Linked DNA regions of Mus musculus: region 2 is linked to region 1. A link is a loop called in an ENCODE intact Hi-C map of the cell type or tissue named here. Cell type or tissue: gastrocnemius. All regions are shown on one strand. Each heading gives the region's core, and the rest is flanking DNA. Links, peaks and the distances in the headings are about the cores only. Region 1 overlaps Rftn1 (raftlin lipid raft linker 1). Region 2 overlaps Rftn1 (raftlin lipid raft linker 1).

The links. Hi-C counts contacts between places; a loop is a spot of excess contacts. Peaks named below come from ENCODE experiments on the same cell type or tissue, not always from the same donor. Only the 100,000 strongest peaks of a DNase experiment are listed, where the experiment ranks them.
Region 2: a loop joins it to region 1, with 2.5 times the contacts of the local background. A loop is called at or near these places in 7 of 42 quality-filtered maps.

The regions. Positions count from the first base shown.
Region 1 is chr17:50,126,252-50,134,580 of GRCm38, reverse strand. The region is part of intron 2 of Rftn1 (raftlin lipid raft linker 1); the gene reads left to right. Among named protein-coding and RNA genes, the nearest start is that of Rftn1, 60 kb to the left of the region's middle. In gastrocnemius, for the core only: no CTCF peak of the experiment used is centred there; a DNase peak (open chromatin) is centred at 3,964; H3K27ac peaks cover 5,389 bases.
Region 2 is chr17:50,173,837-50,182,165 of GRCm38, reverse strand. The region is part of intron 1 of Rftn1 (raftlin lipid raft linker 1); the gene reads left to right. Among named protein-coding and RNA genes, the nearest start is that of Rftn1, 12 kb to the left of the region's middle. In gastrocnemius, for the core only: no CTCF peak of the experiment used is centred there; no DNase peak of the experiment used is centred there; H3K27ac peaks cover 1,211 bases.

The DNA.
Region 1 (8,329 bases), core at 184-8,183:
CCACTGGTTGCCTTGGATCCTCCTCGTGCCTTGAAGTCACTTCCCTTTCTCTTGCTTTATTCACCCCATGGACATTCTTCTACTAAATGCCTCTTGTGGTATTCTCTGCATCATCAGAAGTCAGAGTTGACTTTGAGCCCGTCTCTTTGCTTTGCCCTGCCTAGCCTTTGTGCCCAGGCTCCTCCTAGCATCCTCCTTCGGTCTGTGACTGCCCTCTGTCTTTTCTGCACCCACTCTGTGTCTTCATGAGACTCACCGTCTAGGAAGAGCTTGACACACACACTTTAGTTACCTTTCTATGTCACAAGCCACCCTGAAGCTGGTGACTTCAGACAATGCCTTGCCATGAATCTGTTGGCTGGGCATAGCAGGGTAGATCTTCTGTTCCATGTGGGTTCAATCCAGACCACTCATGGGGCTGCATTAGCTGGTAGATTGGATAAAAGACTCTAGGATAGCTCAGTAGACGACCACCTGATACTGAATGCTGACCACTGCCCCCTCAGGTGGCCTTTCCCCATGTTTCACATTGCATAGCTTGTCCTGAGGTCCCAAACAGTAAGAGTAGAAGCTGCCATTCTTCTGGACCTGGAAACAATGCATCATCACTCTGACCACCTTCAATTGGTCAGATCCAGCTCGGCGTCCACAGAAGGGACCCAGCCCTGCTTCCCTGGGAGGAGCATACAGGATCTCAGATGTTATTTGCCCGTTTTGCAGATCTGCCATCTTTATCAATGGTTGCTACAGAAACAGAGATACGTTTTAATGCCTCATACTAGAGTTTTGCTGGATGTGGCAGCGTGACCCATGCCAAGGAGGAGGAGAAGCCTGTTTCTGAGCTCTCCCCCACAAAAGCGGCCATGCTAGACATTAATCTCACTTCAGTTGACCACAAAAGTCCCTGCTTGCCCTGAACCATTATGAGAGCATTTCTCTGCTCATTATTGCGGCTGGACTTGAGTGTTTTAAGATTTGATTTCTAATAATTCTGTGTGTGAGTGTGGCTACTTGAATGTGCACATGTGTGTGCAGGCCCAGGCATTGTTTTTTGGTACCCACGTCTATTGCTCTCCACCCTGTTTTTGTTTTTGTTTGTTTGTTTTTTTTGAGATAAAGTCTCTCACGAAACCTGTGACTCATTGATTGGCCAGACTGGCTAACCAGTGGGCCTCTGGGATATTCACCTCACTGCCTCCCCGTGTTGAGGTTACAGATGGACGCTGAGGCTCCCAGCTCTTGACGAGGGTGTCAGGATCTGAACTCGGGTTCTGATGGTTGTGCAGCAAGCACCCCAAACACTCGGCCATCTACGCAGCCCCCTAAAAACCTTTATTTTAGAAAAGAAATAACTTTCATTTAGTTATCAAATTTATTTAGTTAATTTATTTAGTTAATGTAATTGAGTGTTTTGGGGGTCACCAGAAGGGAGTGCCTGAGACTGGAGCTACAGCTGGTTGTGAGCCTCCAGTGGGGTGCTGGGAATTGTAGCCAGGTCCTCTGGAAGAGCAGCCAGCTCTGTGGCTCAGTTGAAAGCTCTCGGTGAAGTACACATATGGTCAGATGCAACCTTACTCCTTCGAAAGGTGGGCTGTGGTTGTTGCCTTTGAAGGTGTCCATCATCATGGGCCAGACCACCAGGGTGGAGTGACTGAGCAGAGTGCAGTCTTCCTATCTGTCTCTATCTCTCTCCCCTCTGTCTTTCTCTGTTTCTCTTCCTGTCTGTTTCTTTCTGTGGATTTCTCTGTTGATCTCTCTCTCTCTCTCTCTCTCTCTCCCCCCCCCTCTCTCTCTCTCTCTCTGTGTGTGTGTGTGTGTGTGTGTGTGTGTGTGTGTTCCTGTCCGTCTCTCTTCCTGTCTGTCTCTGCATATGCCTGTGCTTGAGTGATGTGTATGGAGTACTTTTGGTGATTCTGAGCATTCTAGCATCCATCATTTGGCCTGGGTGCCAAATTGCACAGCTCATCAAATAGAGCAATCTTCCTAAAAGAAGCAAATTATCACGTCCTTGTCTCAAGCAGGGGAGAGATGGAACAACTGGCCTTTCTTTCAAGTTGTCACTAACTCTGAAACTGTATCAGATGTAAAAATGGCTTTGTTTAATTAATCAAGCATTGAGGATGTGCATGTGTGTGTGTGTGTGTGTGTGTGTGTGTGTGTGTGTGTGTGTGTGTGTGTGAGTGTGTGTGTGTGTATGTGTGTATGTGTGTATGCGTGTGTGCTTGCATCCCTCCAAACCACTGTTGTCCCTTTTGTGGCTATTTTTCCGTTCTGTTCAGATGGATGAAAATTAAGCACGCTCTTAGGATTCTTTTCATTGTTCTTCCTTACAGGCTCAGTTTTGGAACACCACCCCCACCCCATGAAATATTAAGACTTCTCTTAGCCCAAAGTTCATCCTTGAGTAGTTTTCTGTTACGATTTTAGCAGATCTCCAAGGTGAATATTAAAATTCCCCCAATCCTCCCTCCTTACTCACCCCAAAAAGAAAAAAATTACAAGCACACAATGAAAGGCCCTTAGCTGTGGCCTGAGCTGCCTCCTCCTCTCTTACCAAGACTGTCTGCTTCAGTTCGCCTCCCTCTTCCTGCTGTGTTAATCTTAAAAAATGATTCTAATAAATCATTGTGATAAGAAAATTAGAGATGGGAGGGAGCTAAGAATCTGGGGCTCCTGGATGGCGCTGTCGTCTTCCCAGAGTTCTGTGCAGCTGACTGACTGTGTCCTGGCTTTAGTTTATGTGCCAACGAGCTGGCTGCCATTGTTGCTATTTTCCTGTGGAGAGAAAGAAAAGGAAAACTGTGGCTTTCCTGAGCAATATGATCTTTCTAACAACTACTGTGTAAAAGCTTCCCTAGTGCCTACACAGCCATGGTCAATATAGAAATGAAAAGGTCACCGTGTTCTAATAAAACTTTATATATAAGCACGGTAGTGGGCCAGACTGGCTGGTTCACTGTGGTTTGCCCACCCCTGATCTCAATGATCAGAGTGAAAAATACTCCTGCCTTGCTTTTCCTCTTTTCCTATAGGTTTAAAAGTGGAAATTAAATATTATAATGAAGGCAAGCCGGTGGCCCAGACATGCTATCCCAAGGCCTTTTGATTCCAGTGTTGGCACAACCCTGGTACCTTGGCCTGGTCTGGCCAGATCACTGATGTTCTGAGCAAAAAATCCCTGAAAAGCTCTTGTGGGTCTCACAAGAGTGAGTTAGAGACATAACAAGAGATAAAATTATACAAGACGCTACAAACAGTGGCAGTGCAAGAGACCAGAGATTCAGTGTTTGAGGTTAAACTCTGAAGTGCAGTCCATTTATCGGGGGCCCTTGCTTGCTGGGATAATGAGGACTTGAATTTGTGTGTGTGTGTGTGTGTGTGTGTGTGTGTATTCAAGTATTCAATCAAAAATTGCCAGATGTGCCATTAAAATATAAACAGATAAAAGAAAAACGTAAACTGACTTATAGGTGATCCAACAAGAAAGAATCGATTTAGCAAAAACAAAAGGGGGGATCTAAAAATAGCTATGATTAATATATTTAAGAATAAAATGGAGAAGTAGGGGAAAACAGATACAAACATGAGGAATTTCACAAGGAAATTGAAATGCAAGAAAGAACATGAAATTAAGAATTCCATAGGTGGAGGGAGGGCGGAGAGTAGGGTTGGTGGAGACCTGCAGTTGGGGAGGGCTATGGCGCTCAGAGAAGCTCGTAAGGGACCCAGTGAATCCTCTAATTTACATCTTATTGGGTTATTAGAAGAGAGGAGAGAACTTAGAGTGGAATCTGAAGAGATAATGGCTAAGAATTTCCCAAAACTTACAAGGGCATTAGCCCACAGACCAAGAAGTTGTGCAAACTGCAAAGTACAGAGAAAAGCCACCGATTGCTGGGTAGACGGCGTTACTTGAGAACAGATGGGCTCCTGTTGTTAGTGGCCAAGGGCCATTTCAGGATGAGCCTCCAGACTCAGTACTCTGCCACGAACTTTCTCTGACCCAGCAGTCAGCTGCTTGTCCCTTCTGCTTCTGCTTCCTGAGCTTTTCAAGTTTAAGTGGCAACACCAGCCTTTGGTGTCACCATTTCCAGATTCCTCTCCTTTGGCAGAGTCTGAACCCAGTACCCCAGCCTGGCATGTCTGGGGTACTGGGTTCAGTTCCCACTACTGCCTAAATTGGATATGATAGAACATGACCATAATATGGAAGTTGGGGTGGGGGTAGAGGCAAAAGGTTGATGTCCAAGGTCTTCCTCTATTCCTCTTTATCCTGTCTTTTTGAGATAGCCTCCTTCAGTGAATCTGGAGTTAGCCAGTTTGGCTAGGCTATCTGGCCAGTTGCTCTGGGCACCTGCCTGCCTTTGCCTCCCCTGTGTTGGGAATCACATGCAACTGCTTGCTTTACCCACTCTTCAGTGTGGGTGCCGGGTGGGAGGGTTAAAACTCAGCTCTGTATGCTTTTATGGCTATGCTAAGCCCTTTGCTTAGGTGTCATCTTCCACATCTCTGTAGACACGGCTTCTATTGACTTTTAGCCCTTGGTCAGTACTTGCTAGCTTGTTAATGGTATGGTCTTAACGGGATTTTGTTAGAACGAATTTAAAAACAAAAACCTCCTAACTTTAAACCCGGATTATTGAGAGTCCGATACATCTTAATCTGCCAAGCAGTGGAGAGGATTTGCTTACGTGAGGGTTTGCTTACGCTGCTTATCGAAGAGACTGATGTGGTCCTGCTGTTGCTCATCTTGATACTGCTGAGGATAGAAGTGTTGTGGACGGAAAAATTACAGCTGGCCATGCAGGCCAGGTTCGTCCTGTCTGAAAGAGTTGAGGTAATTGCTCAGATTGTGTAGATCCTGCCTGCCAGGTAATTGACATAAATGGCGTTATTAACTTGAAGTAGCTAGGTAATTTGGGCCCCCTCTCTTTTGATAATGTAAACATGACCGTATTGTCTAATTGGCTGGAAAGGCTCTGTCCTCTCTCTTCAAGCCTCTCCTGTGTCTGGGGCCTGGACATTTGGGTGATATTGTGACAGCATGATAGATTGTCACTCAGACTCTGGCTTGGGTCTTAGAGGGTGGAAGTACATACTTACATGGGAATTTGTGCATGTGCGTACTTTTAATTCAAAAGAACATGGTGCTCCCTCCTGGGGGCTTGTCACCACAGCGCTGATGCCTGGGGGTCTGTGGCCTGTCAAGTCATGAGGACAAGCTTGCTTTGTTGTCTGGGATTGAGCAAGGGCGAGGGGAGTGGTGGGGGAGGCATAACAGCCAGCCACATGTCTCAGGTCCTCTGGAAACACCTGGCTCTAAAATGCTCTTCATGGTTTTAGACCTTAAATTCTGAATTTCAGCTTGGAAAATGAGGCTCAGGAGATGCGTGCTCACATGTCTCTAGCATTAGTTATCTGTATAATAGGCCTCTTCCATATTTCTCCCCTAGCCAAAAAGGGTGGGGGATTGGGGAGATAATTCAGGTTAAGAAAATAACTCTCCCAGCCCAGACCCTGGCTACAATGCAGAGCTTTGGCTGAAGATCATGGGAGAGATCATTGACATTATTCGTCTGATTTCTCCATTCCTCCACTTTCCAAGCTTGTCCAGATGTGGTCCAGAGAGCGTGAAGGATGCTCAGATAAAACCAGGCTTGGGGGACTCGGATGGACTTCCATTTTCCTCAGTCTTTTCTCCGGGTTCTGGGTTTATTTATAAGCCTCATGGGCCTCAGGGAAAGGAAGACACAAGAAAGAGGGATTTGTTCTTAAAAAGAAAGCCAAAGCCAGTTGCTAGACATACCTCCCCCCCTGGCAGCGCCTCCTGCCAGCCCCAAGAAGTGTACAAACACCAGAATAATACTGTAAATAAAAGCTCCGTGAAAAAGAGAGGAGAAGACAATGTGGCCATTTTACAAGCCTGGATCATTTACAGAATTATCTCCTTCCGTTGTATTCTGTCTAAATGATCTGATCTTACATCATGTTTTCAGGTCACTTGGGACCTGCTTGAAAACTCACCAGAATCCAGAACAAAATATGTCACTACAAAATGGAGAACTAAGTCAGTCAGTCATTTGGGAAACTGATGTTCTCAAAAGCCTCTTGACTTCATTCATTTTGAGAAGAAAAAAAAAATTTTTTCCTAATTTCTCTTTTTAGTCTGTAGCAGCCACATAACTAAAAGTTATAGGAACCAAACCAGTAACCTGGTCCAAACCCGGTGCGTGTAACTCCCGAGGGATCATTTTCTCTGGTACAGCAACAAATGATAAAGCCAGCCGTACCGTAACAGGGGCACATTGTCACCTTATTCCCACCTGAGGTAGCAGGTATAGATCAGTACATTTGTATGCGACTATGACAGGAACATGTAAGCTCTGAGTCTAACTGCAATTTGCAAGAAAAATAAATCGAGTAAATTTCAAGTATAGAGGTGAATTTGATGTTAATGGTCTGAAGAGGTCTGGATGGTCTGAGGGCTGGAGAGAGGTGAACGGTGAATGAGCCAGTCAGTGTACTTGTTCCAAGCTAGACTACCTGAGTCTAAGCTCCAGAACACACATGACCTCTACACATGTCCATACCACCTATGCAAACATGCACAGGCATGCACTCATGCACATGTGTGTGCACACACTTGTACATGCTTGTGCGAGCACACACACACACACACAAATAAATGTGTTTTTAAAGAAAGAACTTTTCCTTGTGTAAGGGTTAAGGTGCTGGGAATACTTTCTGCCTATAACTTAACCTTCTATGGTTTTGTTAAGGTTAATTTCACTGAGAAAACCTTGGAGTGTGTGACTTGAAAGGATGTTGTGGGCCAAGGGTTGCACTTTCAAAGCATCTTTCTGATGATTATGCTGCTAATCTGCTGGAAAAAAACAGACCGAACTCTTTTTATGATGTGTGTTCAGAACAGGAACAGCGATGGCCCTAGGGACTTTGGGAGGGGACTGAAGTTTATAAAAAGTATGTGGGTTTTGAGAATTCTTTTGACCTTTCATTCTTGTGGATCCGAGATCACAGTTTCTGGAATTTAACATCTAAATAAGAGGTTGTTGGTATGATGTGCACAGAGAGTGTGCTCATTGCAATGCTTGTCATGGTTGGAAGGGCCATTTATGATGTACAGAGACAGGACAGCTCAGTGAAGAGCCCTCGCTGAGAATGCCAAGGGAAGCAAAGTAAAGGGCTTCTCTCGTGAGAACCGAAGCTAGTGGAAGGGAGGAGAAAACTTGGCTTTGCCGTTAGGCATAGTATTTTTCCCCCATGACAACAAACACATTGCTCCCCCAACTCCTTTTCTGACTGCTAGAGCCTGTTACCAGGACATTGCTGCCTGAGGCCCCGAGAATCCCAAATGTGCACTTTAAGTGTCCCTATGGCTCTTAGCTAAGCACTTAATTGCCTTCTCTGGTGTTTGTTTTGTTTTTTGTTTTTGTTTTGTTGTTTAGCATCCAACAGCATGGCACTAGCCTGGCACATAGTAGGTGCTCAATAAATGTCTTTCTGTGTTGCGATGTTTTATCAAAAATATCAGAGGCGAGGTAGTTTGTAAATAGCAGAGATTCATTTCTTGTTCTGATTCTGGAGGCTGGGCAGTCCAAGAACGAAGAATCTAAAACTGGATAGTGGTCTGGTCTGTGTCTGCAAGATGGTGTCTAGTTGCTGTATCTCCCTAGAGAAGGATCACTGTGTCTTCAATGGACAAAAGACAGAAGAGTAAACAGAGGCCCAATGCCTCTCCAAAAAGCTCCTTTTGTAATGGCATAAACTCCCTCATAAAGGCTAAGCCCTCAGGGCTTAATCACTTCTGAAAAAACTCGGCCTCTTAACACTGCCACGTTCATGGTTCAGTTTCCATCCTGTGAATTTGGGGGCCCATGTTTGGACCATGCCTTGCTTATTGAATTGTCTCCATGGCAGCAAATATGGTTCTGTGTAAGAATTAGTTGTGTGCTTTTGGTTCCAGACCCCAGGACAAGGGACTGGGGTGCATATCTTACAAACCTAAGCAGACCTGGCCTCCAGGTTCTCCCAGCATCCCACAGTCCCTACCTGGAATACCCTAACCCCAACCGTGAACTTTCCAGCCCAAGTGGGGGCAAGACAGGGAGATTAGGCTGCCCTTCCCCAAAAGGCTCTCCCCTATTAATCCAGACATTTTGGGATCCCAGATCTCTCCTTCCCTCTCTCTTCTCTCTTAGCGATCAGACTCTCTCTTTCTCTCCCCCTCACCTCTCTTCCTTCCCACGGAAACTTCCCTGGCCTCCTTTCCTGGGGCCAGTGAACTTGCTCAAGAGCAGTTTTCCAGTAA
Region 2 (8,329 bases), core at 279-8,278, 47 kb before region 1:
TTATCTACAGAGCAAGGGTAAGGGATTACCCTTAAAGATCCATGCCACTGGAGAGACTCACCCCAGCATGGATGACAGCTTCTCCACAGCTACAGCAATAGAGACTCTGTTTCAGTTCATTGACATGGAGGTATAGTCTGTGACCTCCCAGACCACACACAGTTGGGTCATAATTACATACAGTTGAGTCAGAAGTGTAGAAGAGGTGCCTAGAATCTCAGGGAAGGGATGATCTAATGACCCCCAACCCCCAACCCCATACTTCTGATAGTCCTCACCAGGTCCTGTCCTGAGAGTCATCTGCAAACAGTCGCAGCCACTCTGTACAAGATGGCCCTGGCTGTTGACTCAGAGGACAATAACCTACACAATATGTCCCCTTTTGTTTTTTGTTTTGTTTGTCATGGCCAACATATTTCATCCACAGTGGTGCTCAGGATATTGGTTGGGGGAAAAGGCAGTCTCGCTGGCCTCGTCGTAAGAGTGGTGGTTTATTTTGTGTCCTTTTTGGCTGGATGGTGGTACCTGATTTTTGTTCCAACCCAAGTCTGGATCTTCCTGCAGGAGCTTTTCAATGTGATTGATGCTGAAATCGGCAGATTTCTGAGAACAGCAGGCTGCCCTTTATAGTGTGTGTGGGCTTCATTCATCAGTTGAAGAATTTAAGAGAAAATACTAGGTACTCCAAACTGGAAGGAATTCTGCCTTTGGGCAGCCCTTGCTCTAAGACAGCAGTATCAGTATGCTATGGGTCCAGGCCTGTAATCCTTAGAAGGCTAAGGCAGGATGATCACATGTTCAGGACCAGCCTAGGCTATTCATGAGTTCAGGCTCAACCTGGGTACTGTGGAAGGCTGTCTTCTGAGTATAAGAACTACTACAATCTTAATGTGAGCAGCTCAGTTCTCTATAAGAAACTGATTGAAGACACTCACAAGACTGGGCCCATTGACGTCCTTTTATTAGGGGATGTCCTCACTAAACCTTTGCTGGAGATTCAAACCACCTCCTCCGGTACCTCCTTCCCCATTTTTAGCTGCATGTTATTCAGCCCATGACTGTATGTGGTCTCTAGATGTGCTAAAATCTACAGAGTGTGGGAGGTTAAGTGGTCAGGGATTCCACCCCTGGCGATAGGGGATTCTTCAGAATTGCAGCTGATTGGAGGTCACCTGTGCTCCCTTAAGGAGGCCCAGTACACTCATTGCTTCACCGAGCTGGGTGTGGGTGAGTTACTGCAGTGCCTGGGAACAGCAGAGGTTTATATTGCTCTAGGAAAAGTCCATGAAGCACCAGATAGCTCAGTGGGACCCCATCTCAGAGTAAAAGGTAGAATGTGGGCTGGGGAATGTATTGATGAGAGGCTGTGCTGGGATGGAGGACCGCAACAGTAGCTCTGTGGGGCCTCCGAGTTTATCCTGGGATGTTTGGGCTTGTAAGCCAATGAGTCAACCCTTAAAATGAATCAATCTACCCACCTCCAAATCTCATGTCCTACCAGTTTTCTTTTGAGAATGCTGGGTGTATTTGAAGGTTCCAGTGGAAAGGAAAGAAGAAGGACTTCCAAGTGGTGCTTCTGTGGACAAAGGGTCTAGAGTGGGAGGTCTCTGGGTATGTATACCAGCAAGCAATGGCTTGGCCTTATATAACTGGAAGTCATGGTCCACAATGAGAGATGGGGCTAGAGAAGGGGAAGGCAGCTGGGCCTCTAGGCTGGATATGATCACGCTCTGAGTTGCCTCTCTGGTGCTGGAGCTCCACTCTCCAAAGGCTGGTAATGGAAGCCAAATGGTGAGAAGAAGGCCGATTCCTGGAAGGTTTTGACTGTCTGCGGCATGGCAGGTGGGCTTGGCTAGTGAGTTCGGGAGTTGAAGCATCTTCTAGCTTTGGCCGCTGGACCAGATGTGTTTGAGCATGGTACAAGACAGATGTTCCCTGTGGGGTTAAGCTTGGCTGCTTCCAGGCAATGGAGCCATGGCAGATGTAAAGAAAGAGCAAGCCTTCGAGGCAAGCAAGCTGTCTGCTTCTCCTTGGAATGCATTCTACAGTGGTACGAAAGCGCCAGGTCACAGAATGCCTTCTGGAGTCAGAGACAGCTGTCTGGGGAGTTGTGTGGGGAGGGGAGATTTTATCAAGCAGATTCGTTTACAGCAAGAAGGGGCATGGTTGCTAAGAAGGAGATGGTGGTGTGAATGTTTATTTTTGATGACATGCAACAATACTGTATTTTGGAATCCTGGATTTTATGCCACAGCAACAGTGAGGTTACTCCCTAGGTGGGAGGGAAAAGGATATTTTGTAATTTTAAAGGGAACCCAGCAATATCTAAGAGAAACCCTTCCTGGATTGAGGCAGTGCACTTGACATCACATAACATTTAACTTTGGGGTGGTTGCTAAGGAAATTACTGTGGAACAGAACATTAAGATGGTGGTCTCCAGGGTGACTTTGACTGGAGATTGGGAAGATGAGTGGCCCCTGGCTTCTAGGAAGGAGGCTGTAAATAAATAGCATCCCTTGGGAAGGGGCAGATTTCTTTTCTTCATATATATTCATTCCTATAAGTATACTACATTCCCAAAGGTTCTAGTTACTAGGTTAGGCACATTAAGTTGTTTGAGTTTCTAGCAGTTAACAAATGATACTGTTAAGAATTTGTATAGCCTAGGGCTGCCCCTGGAAGCATACAGAAACACTAAGGACACCTCCTCCAGCCTGTGCTAAGCAAAGTGGAATTCCTGCTGTTGGCGGCTGTGGGTATCACATGTAGGGTGAAAGTCAAGGCAGGGACCACAGGACAGAGAGATGATGAACTCATAGGAGCTGAACTCCACGTGTTATCTTTCTGAAAAAAAATTAAATGTGGGAAACAAACAGGGTGGAAGGTCTGCTCTTGTTGAACCCAGGTAGGGGCACTGGGGTGCCACCTGCAACCTTCATATGTCTTGAGCAGTATATAATTAGGATAATTTGAGGAGAATAAAATAGGAGGAACAGTTTCTGGATAGGGGTGTGAGCGCATTTGGGCAGATGGCAAGAGCCCAGAAAGAGTGTCTGAGGCAGAAACTGGTTCCAGAGACCAGAAGTGGAGATCAAGAGCTGTGCTCCTGGCTGCTTCTCTTGCCTAGGTTCAGGGCTTAGCAGAGATCTGGAGATCCTGGGTCTCATTATTTGGGAATTAGAGTGAGTTGGAAGGTTGGGGAGGACTCAGTTCTCCGCCCCCCCCCCCACAGTGTCTTTTTCTAACCTGGATGCTAAGTCGACAGCTTACCCTTGTAGCCCATTGGATACTGTAGAAATAACAGCAAGTGCATGGTGAGGCTGGGTTGTGGAACCTTGGTTTCTTCTTGCTTTCCAATCATTCATACTGAGCTGGGCCAGATGCCATGCTGTTAAAGATCCACCCTTGGCCCTGTAGCATGTCCCCATGGTTGGGAACTGAGACCCTCTCTCCCTATGTCAAACATCAGCTCAGCATCACATAGAGGGATGGTCTCTTTCACCCTACAGTCACTTTTGCCTGCCAACATCTATTTTGTTGTTTTTTCTTGGAGTGCTGGAGATAGAGCCACCCTCATCCCAGCATGGTAGGTGATACATTGGAATGTATTTGAATAGTAATATCTGTGTGTGTGTGTGTGTGTGTGTGTGTGTTTTAAATAGGGACACCATGGAATTAGGTCCTTTTTGTTTTGTAACCAGTTGCTCTCAAACCTTGGCAGCTCTGGTGCTCCACTATATGGCCTGTCACACAGGAGCAGGGCTTCCTGGATCCACCATCTAGGAACCTTCTTTAATATGGTTCTTAAATGCTTCAGTCTCCCTTCTAGCCCACCTACCAGAAGTAAGGGAAAAGAAGAGTTAATAGGAAACAGGGGTTGTGGACCTGTTTAGAAATAGTTCTTTGGGGTGGTTTCTATCTTCATTGTCAGGATATCAGTGGTCTAATCCAAAGCATCAAACACAAATCGGTGGTGGCCGTTCCAATACTGTAAGGTAAGATACCAATACCGTAAGGCTCCGCTGAACCAACATGAGTTTGCTGAATCAGCAGGAGTCTGAGGAAGCCACAAGAAGCAGCCCGAATACCATGAGAAGTTCTTTGGCACGTTTCTTTCAATGAAATCATGACAAGTGAAGATCAGTGAAGCCCAGCAGAGTGTTGCAAGGCGAACCGATGCAAGGGAATCCACTCACCGTCTGTGGGTTATATTTATACTCTATAAATATCGCACCCCCTCTCAAGCATCCACTCCAGCGAAACATCGCATGCCCTCTCACAAGACAGCTTCTGGAAGAACATCACGTGTCTGCCCCGCGACACACTCTTTCACATGTCAGCTCCAGCAGTTTCCGGAAAAACATTCCGTGATACAACTGAGTTTCCGAAGAAACTAGAAATTTCCACTTCAGGAATCTGTAGCATATTGTTCCTAAATCGGGCTTGCAAGGACAAACACTCACGATCTCACAGAACTCCATGAACAGAAAAGCCAGAGGGACTGACTCAAGGTCTGCCCTGAGGTTGCAGTCAGGACATTAGGAGCAGGGGACTAAAGTATAGACCAGTGGTAGAACACTTCCTGGATTGCAGAAGGCCCAGCTTCCATCCTCAGCACCCCAAGGAAAAAACAGTAAAATACAGGTTGGCCAGGCAGAAGTGATTTCTGGTAAAGAAGATCATCTCTCTGTGTGATGATGCTGAGCTGATACTGTGGCTTTCAGTTCCCTGCCGTGGGACCATGCTACAGGGCCAAGGATGTGTCTTTACAGCATGGCATCTGGTTGTACTCAAGGTGAATGACTTGAGAGCAAGGTGGAACCCAGGTGCCACAGCCCAGCCTCACAACTTGCTGTTATTTCTGCAGTACCCAGTGGCTAGCGGGGCAAGCTGTATGCCCAGTGAGAGGGGAGTCCAACACGGGAGGCACTGAGGGCTCTCCTCAGAACTGTCCTTATCATTTCCACTGGGAAGAAAAATGCATGCTCAATATAGAATACCTGAAACTTCACCCATGATGGAGACCCCAGAGGAATGTTCTAGTAACACATGATCCAAGTAGAGAGAGAGAAAAATGGATCTTACAAATAAACATGTGGTACCTCAGGCTCTGGTGCCATATAATCTTACTGTCATGATTGTTTTTGCCTTTGGCCTTGGATCATGAGTGCCCAAAATAGGTAAAGTTTCATCTTATTTAACCTCTTAGACTATTTGCCAGGCAACAACAGTTAACACCATTGGAATAGGTGACAGAGGTTTCAAGTTTTCATTGATATTTCTTGGTTGAAAAGAGATGTTATCCTGTAAGGGTTTCTTAATCAGGATCCTTCTTTCTTACTTTGAGTGATTGAAGGATACCATGGACACTCAAGTCTCAGCAGCAGAGGCCCGCCATGGCCCTATCTCTGTCAGCCGTCACCAGAAATGAGCGTTTGTTAAAGTTAGCTTTTCAAGTTGTCTTGGATTGGTGGCAACTTGGCAAGTGAGAACTGCTGTTTACCGAACCAGTTTGTATTTGGAAGTTTAACTGGGTTGATTGCCCCATTGTTTAAGTCTGGGCACGAGTAGGAAAAGCGAACCTGAATGGCAGCTTGCAGACGCTGTAGCTCGCAGAAGCCACAGCTGAAGGCCATCCTATTTGAATGGGCACCAGTGTCTCCCAGGCATCTTGGAAAGCATAGCCGAAACCAATCAGACACGCTTGTGAAGTCACAATCCCAACACTGAAAATAACAAGGGTTCAACCCCATCCCTGCTCTGCATCATCTGGTTGTGGGGACACGTTTGGGTTTCTCACGCACCCTGTGTTCTGCACCATGCCTGTCTCTTTTCACACATGACTTCTGACCTCTACAAAAAAGGGCAGGGCCTGCTCTCTCTAGTTCTGCATGTGCTAGCATGAAAGGTGTGTTGAGTTGGTGGAAGGTTGGACAGAGTTGGAACCTAAATTCCTTCCCTCAAGAGCCCATATCTCCTAGGCAGAGCTGGTCCATTGGCTACCACAGTAACCCTGATGCAGCCTTGGTCACAGAAGAGTTGACTTTAGAATGTCATCCTTTGAGGTGACCGGTGAAGCCCAACATTCCCCTGCAGTAAGGGGCAGAGAGCCTCATTTCTCCACAGAAAACTTCTAGCCCCTGTAGGGAACCAGATCACTTTGGACTTGGGCTGTTTCCTCCATTCACCACAGGAGTGGGAAGAAGAGCCTCTCTCCCTCTCCCTCTCCCTCTCCCTCTCCCTCTCCCTCTCCCTCTCCCTCTCCCTCTCCCTCTCCCTCTCCCTCTCCCTCTGCCCTCTGCCCTCTCCCTCTCCCTCTCCCTTTCCTTTTCTTAGAAGTTCTCATGGGAAGTCTTGGCCCCTCTGCTAGGGAGATCTGTACACAGGGTCACAGGGATGCCTTCTGAGACACAGAAAAGAAAGTAGACCCTTGAATGACATATCAAAGTGCATGCAGTGGTTCACTCCTATACAGAGCAAGGAGCGGTGACTTCCTGGGGTGACGGCAAGGATCTGGAAGGGGAAACCTTGAGGACACCTTGGGCCATAAAGCATAGAAGATTCCTCGGAAACAATTGATTTTTATCTGTGTAGCTCTGGTTCCCCGGTAATTGCTTTGTATTCTGGGCTGAGCTCATAGCAATCCTCCTGCCTCAGCCTCCCAAGTGCAGGCGTTCCATGGGCTGTGTCCTTTTTGGAAACAAGCCATAGTCAGCCAGGGCATAGCTAGCAGTGCTGCTCCTGAGCATGGAGTGACAGTGCTACCTGGTGGTGAGGCTGGCTGCTGGTCTCCCAGGGGTTGCTTTCTCCATCATACCTGTTGCATTGTGTGAGCCAGCCTCCTAGCTTATGTAAGGCTTTGGCCAGCAACACAGCCTTCACCCACAGCCTGGCTCCAGGGGTGTCAGTCCTAGACAGATGAAAACTCACCTCACAGCGGGTCTCTCAATGTTTTTATAATCAACCCACCCTGGAAACATGGCAGCTTTCCAAGTGTGACCTGTGACTTCCGATCTTAGGCCCTGGCTCACAGGATAGCACCAGCCACCATGCTGGCTGTACACACTGCCTGTGGTCTCAATCTGGAAAGCTTGGATGTGCTCTGGCGTTCCTTGGGCTCCTGGTGGATGGTGTGTGGATTCTAAGAGCAGGTGTTGTGAGACGAAATCGAGGCTCCTAGTGTCTTAGCCGGGTCTGGGAGCTGGTACTCAGGCTCCAGGCCGGACAGTCACAAAACTGGGGCTCTGAGAGGCAACAGGCACACCACTGTCAATTTAAGGCGTGTCATCGGACTTGGGAGTCTGGCTTCCAGGAGATCTTGCCCTGAGGGAGATGGGTTTTAGGTGACCCTCCCTGCCCAGCCCCTCTGGTGTGCCCAGTCACAGGAGTGTGCAAATATGGAGTCTTTCGCTAACATTCATGCCCCTCCCCAGACTCTCCCTGTGCCCTTCTGCTGTGCTCGAAGGTTGCTCTGTCACTTGAGGATTCTGGCATGAACACCTTTTGGTGCCTGGATAATTTACAAAGGTGGCTAAGCCACACTAGACCTTCCATCCCCTCCTCGAGAGTGAGGTTTTTCTGACCTGCTTGGGATAGTAGGAGTAAGAGCGAGTAAAGCCTGCCTTGTTCCTGTTTTGACAGAGGTAGGAAATACAGGAAAGATCCAGAAAGAACAGAGTAGTGCCTGTGGGCAGTAGGGGCCCTTGATACAGAGACAGTTGTTCCTCAAAAGCAGGTGCACACACTCCCAAGAAGTGAGCTACATAAGTTCGAGACTCCAAAGACCCAGTGTGCTGCTGGGCTGGACTCTGTCCTCTCTGTGTTTAAAGAGCTGAATGGTTTAGCTAGAGTCCCCTGACACCAGTGTCATTTTGGGGATATATCTGGGCAGAGAGTTAGCGGCACTGGGTTGAAACCTGAAAATCCAACTTGGGATTTGGAATACCTGGTTGTCCTGTGTATTTAAATTAAGTAGAAAAATTATAGATGAAATTAAGTCATACTAATAGTGGCTGCCAGGAATTTCATTCACTATCTTTCCCATGAAGATACATTTGTAGTTTTCTGGATAGTTCCAGAGCTGGGGAGGTGGCTAAGTCAGCGAAGTGCTTGCTGTGCAGATCCCTGATGCTCATTGGCCAGCCATTCTAGCCAATCATGGAGCTCCAGGTTCAGAGAGGGTGATAGAGGGCACCTGTCACCTGATGGTAGCCTCCGGGCTCTGCGTGCACATGTGCACTGGCACTGATGTGTCTATACTTGCATGCCCCAGTTCACTCAGACACACACACACACACACACACACACACACACACACACACACACACA